Linked DNA regions of Mus musculus: region 2 is linked to region 1. The links are chromatin loops, found by intact Hi-C in ENCODE. Cell type or tissue: left cerebral cortex. All regions are shown on one strand.

Region 1 (2,500 bases):
CAGATCACATGGCCAGGTTAGATTGTTGGTCCTTGTTAGCCCTGTAACCGTGGGCCAGTTACTTAACCTGTTTTAGCCAGAGGCACTCTTGTCCAAAACAGGCATAGTAATGTCATATAGGATTTTGAAATGTAAAATGAAGTATTATGTAGCATAGACCATAATTCTTGTTGCAAAATAGAGAAACATTATTGGGAGTGGAATGTTATCTTCTACATACTCTCTTGAGTTGAACCCAGTACTTTTTAAAGTCTCTCTCTCTCTCTCTCTCTCTCTCTCCCTCCCTCCCTCCCTCCCTCCCTCCCTCCCTCCCTCCCTCCCTCCCTCCCTCTCTCCCTCACTCTCTCCCTCCCTTCCTCCCTTCCTCCCTCCTTGTCTCTTTCTCTCTCTGGCCAGTATTTGCAATTCAGTTGTGTGCTGTTTAGGAAAGCATTGTATGAGAGATTATTGACGACCATAAATTCTGAATTTTAAGGGCAAATTGAAAAAAAAATCTCAGTGGTGGTATTGAGACCCTTTGCTTGGTAGCATCCCAACAGTAACACTGTTGTCAACCCTAGTTCTAGAAGCTGTTCTTGGCTTCCAGTTGACATCTGCTGATGCTTTCCTTGTGCCTTATGACCTGAGCACACTCTTTAAACCAGTGTCTGCCTTAGCTCCCCTCTGCCCTGGCTTGACAATATTCTCCTTCATGCTCTTTCCTAACAGCTGCCCTGCTCTCGGTCATATGTCTCTGTATTCATTTCTTTGCCTCAGATACCACTGCGAGGGGGAATGTACATTTTCATTAGGGAGCAAAGAACCCAAATGAATGAATAAAAGCTAAAAGAAGCACACAAGAGCAAGAAAACCATCAGCTGTGTTAATCCAATTCTTACTCTTGGTAGGAGCTCTATCTCATTTCCATAGAAGACCAAGAAGTTTTAGAGGGAAAGTCACATCAAAGACAATGTGAACAGACTCCCTCCAGTGGCAGAATGTGTGTGGCCCAAGCAGTAACTGGCACTTGACTGGCTGCCCTGGCCAGCCTCTCAGAGCCTGACTCTAGGTAGAGCACTGTGTAGACACACCCAGGTCACTTGGTTTTGTCTTCACTAAGATTTCCTACTTGTTTTGATCCACTTTGCTTTCCTCTAATTCAAGTGCGTCTTCTCCCTGTGTGCTTTCATTTGTAAATCAGTTTCAGCAATCACAGCAGTTGAAGCACAATACTCTAATTTCTACATTCACTTCTCTGCCCTCGGGAAAAGTTTCAAAACTCAAGTTTTGCCTTGTTGAATATATCTCTTTCTTGGCTTTATTTTCAATGTATCTTAAATGCCTTCCCAAGAATCTCTTAATTCGTTATTAATCTGTTCAATTATCTTCTTACTGTGCTAATTACCTAATATTTTAGCTATTTAAAATAGTTTATTACTGTCAGACTATAATTAATGTCTCACAGAGTAGAATATGTTTGTACATATACATTGAAGGGGGAAAGTCAGCATTTGCAAAGACTGGGAGCAGAACTGTGTAGCCAAGCAGGAACATTTGGGCTTAAATGCGCAGAGAGCTTTAGCATGCTCTGCTCCCTGGTGTCAGAATGCAGCGGGTTGGCAGGGCAGGAGGATGCACAAGTACCGACTTCAGGACAGAATTCCAGGCAGTGTGGAATATGGTCAGGAATAACTAGAATTTTAAGTCTGGAAAGTTGGAAATCGGAATTATTGATGAGTGAAAATGAAGCAAAGCAAATGTTTGAAGACATCTCGATAACCTTTGCTTTTTTTAAACTTCGAATGTTAGGTCTCTGTTCTACCTTCTTTTTGAAGAAGAGCTCTAGATCCGAGCCACTCTGTGGCTGTATTTGTACTATGCACTGCTTTGCCATTGTTTCAGAGGGAATGCCATGAGGGGAAAGCATATTCTTTCTAGGGTCATCTTTTTCTTCATTTATGCTACTCTATAGTTCAGACTTTTTACCTGAATTGTCTCCCCGAAAAGGATGTGTTTTATACATATATCTTTGAGAAGAAAAATAATGTTTGGAAAGTTTCCAGCAGAAATGCAGAATACCTAAAGTCTAGTGATAGATGTTTTAGAATTATTAGTTGATAAAAAGAACTCTGCTGCTTTAAGGGAGATTGTGAAACAGAGGTCCCTTTTCTCATCAACATGAGGAGAGTGTTGAAATCTTGGGAGTCATTTTAGATGGATTACTATAAAGACAAGAAGCATTTGAGCTAAGGCAGTTAAAATCCAACTTTAGAAAACCACTTGGAAACATAGCAGCTGTTCTTCAGTTGTGTTCTCTGAAGAGGAGTTCTAGAACAGGGAGAACAATTAGTCATGGAAAATACCCAGGTCACTAGGGAGACCAGAACTTATGGGGAAGAAAGAGGTTTGTATTTGCCATCAGCTTTAGAGTGGTCTTTAAGGAGCTTTGCTCTATTTCACTCCCCGACGAAGAGTGAACACAGTCTGGGGAAGGCCAAAGTTGAATCCCAAAGATGAACTA
Region 2 (2,500 bases), 150 kb before region 1:
TCTGAGTCAGACCTCCTCTATCTCTTTTGCAGGACCTAATTAAATTTGCCATTTGTAGTCTTCAATGGATGCAATTTACAGTCACATTGAGAGTGTGAGTGAAGAGGCGCTGTGCAAACAAGCTTTACTATTTGATATCTTGAGTTGTTCCAAATAGAATGACTGAATGACACAGGATCTTTCAGTTATCAATCATACTTTAGTATCAGAGTCTGTCCAACATAATTTCTTCCAAGTTTCTGGCAATGCAGTTTGACTCCCCCCAGGCTAATGAAGAGCAAATTTGCCTCACCCGGGCACCGTCAGAATTTCCTGTTGGTCTTTTGACAAGTACCATGGAATATCATTAAACGGGGCCAACTCTGCAGTACTGTTCATTTTCCATTCCGCTTGATTGCTAAGGCTGCCTAGCTCAGTTCTGGGAATGTAATGCCTGCTGCTGTCTGTGGTCCTTCCTATTTCTGTCAGTGTGGTCTTAAAGAGAAAGTCAAATTTCACGCTCCCTAGGGAACCGCTGAAGGTATGTTTGGGGACTTAACCTGATATACTGCTTCAAATGCTATTGAGCTCTGGTTACTCTGAAATCATTCCACTTAGTAGTTCCCTTGGGGATGCTGGGGATCAGAGGTGGATCACAGCTGTGATCCTGGAGGGTTTACTGACAGCTAAGACATGGGTATGACAGAGCCAATGAAGTCAGAAGGCCTTCTAATACTGTTCACTGCCCAGTGTTGGATAAGACCTATCCTATGCATGAATTACAGAGATATAGAGAGAATGAATTTATTATTTTAGATTTTGGTCAATTAAAATATTCCTTAACCAGAAATATGAGAAGCCCAGGAAGCATCAGAAAGATGATTTCATAGTTATAATTCCCGAAGAAGAGGTGTTACTTCCACATACCAAGGAAGTTCCTGGGCAGCTCTAGTTATATTTAGTGATATGTCAAAAATGCATTGGGAAAGCTCAACCGGGTGAAGAGTTTCCTTGTCAGCAGCAGCAAGCACTGATGGGGGCATCAGAGCTGAATTTGAGTTATTACAATGGATCTCATTGATTTCAGGGACTCCCTTGCCAGGTTTAGTTCATTTTCCTCATTTGTAGAATGTGTGCTTATATTTAACAGTACTGATTCACAGTGAAAGCACACACAGTTCTCAGATTATATCGTGGTCATAAAATCATGTGGCTAATTTTGGATTCTGGAAATCCTAAAAAATCTATTATGATTGAATCAGCATCCTTTTTACATTGGGATTTCATCCCAGTGCTCTTCACTTCTAACAGAAGGGGCATTCTGCCTGGCGAAGTCTTTAACCAGAAAAAGCTAGTCTGTTGCTGACAAGAGGATAGAACAATGAGTAGAGCGGTCCAATGAAACACATGCTTTCAAATATTCAAATATTCAAATGAGAATTAAGAAGGATGAAAATCAGAATTTCCAAGGCTCTCTCAACCTGTCATTTTATCTGCATGGAAAATCTGTAAACGATCTTTGCAGTTAATAAAGGAAAGAGATGCTTTTAAAAAAGATTTATTTCTTGCTGGCGTACAGGACTCTTGTCTTGAGATGTCATCTTCAGGAGTTCGGATATGTCTTCTTTTGAAAGATCATCCCAGCTGGGCTTGTTGACTGTTGACATTTCTAAGAGGAGGTGGAGGAGGTGGAGGAGGAGCAACACCTTACCTGAGTATCCCACCATACCTCCCAGAGAGTCTTATATAATTTTTTTTCTCTTTTTAGAAAACAAACAAGGCAGAAAGTCAAACAAATACACAAAACAAAACAAAACAAAACAGAAACAAACTCCAGAAAACAAAATGAAATAAAAACATAGTAGAAGCGTAGCATACAAGCACACACTAAACCCATAAAAACACAAAATCTGAAAATATAATATACATGCAAGTGACATGTAAGAGTCCAAACAAAGAAATATGAGTCATTAAAAAAACCACAGAAATACCACTGACTTCATTCATACTGGCCACCCACTGCTTGTTTTGGGGCCTATTCTTAAGTGTGGTTTATCTACCCAGTGAACTCCATCGGGGAAAATTTATCGTTACTTTGCATGCAGTTGCCACCTGGAGATAGCGTCTTGGTTAAGGATAGAAGCACTTGTCCACATCTCTCTCTCAAGACCCGGGAGCCTGAGGCTGGAACCTATGCAGGCCTATGTTGCCAGGGTCTCTGTAGATTCATATGCATATCAATCCTGTTGTGACTGGAACAATCCTGTGTTCCTTTGGTGTTATCCATCCCCCTTTCCTCTTCTGTATCGCTCCATGAGCCCTGAAGGGGAGGGCTTTCATGAAGATGTTCCATTTATTACTGAGTGTTCCAAAGTCTCTAGCTTTCAGTGTGTTGTCCAGTTGTGAGTCTCTGTATTAGCTCCCATCTACTAGAAGGGGAAGCTTCTTGAGTGCTGTCTGAGTAAGATATGGCCTATGGGTATAGCAAAATTTTATTAGGAGTCATTTTATTGCTGTATCC

What was found. A loop is a pair of places that touch in the nucleus more often than their neighbours do. Peaks named below come from ENCODE experiments on the same cell type or tissue, not always from the same donor. Only the 100,000 strongest peaks of a DNase experiment are listed, where the experiment ranks them.
Region 2: a loop joins it to region 1, with 2.7 times the contacts of the local background. A loop is called at or near these places in 1 of 42 quality-filtered maps.

What each region holds. Positions count from the first base shown.
Region 1 is chr10:70,592,693-70,595,192 of GRCm38, reverse strand. All of the region lies in intron 1 of Phyhipl (phytanoyl-CoA hydroxylase interacting protein-like), which reads left to right. Among named protein-coding and RNA genes, the nearest start is that of Phyhipl, 5.3 kb to the left of the region's middle. In left cerebral cortex, a CTCF peak has its summit at 983; a DNase peak (open chromatin) is centred at 975; H3K27ac peaks cover 532 bases.
Region 2 is chr10:70,745,626-70,748,125 of GRCm38, reverse strand. No RefSeq gene overlaps it. Among named protein-coding and RNA genes, the nearest start is that of Gm33979, 6.6 kb to the right of the region's middle. In left cerebral cortex, no CTCF peak of the experiment used is centred here; a DNase peak (open chromatin) is centred at 1,171.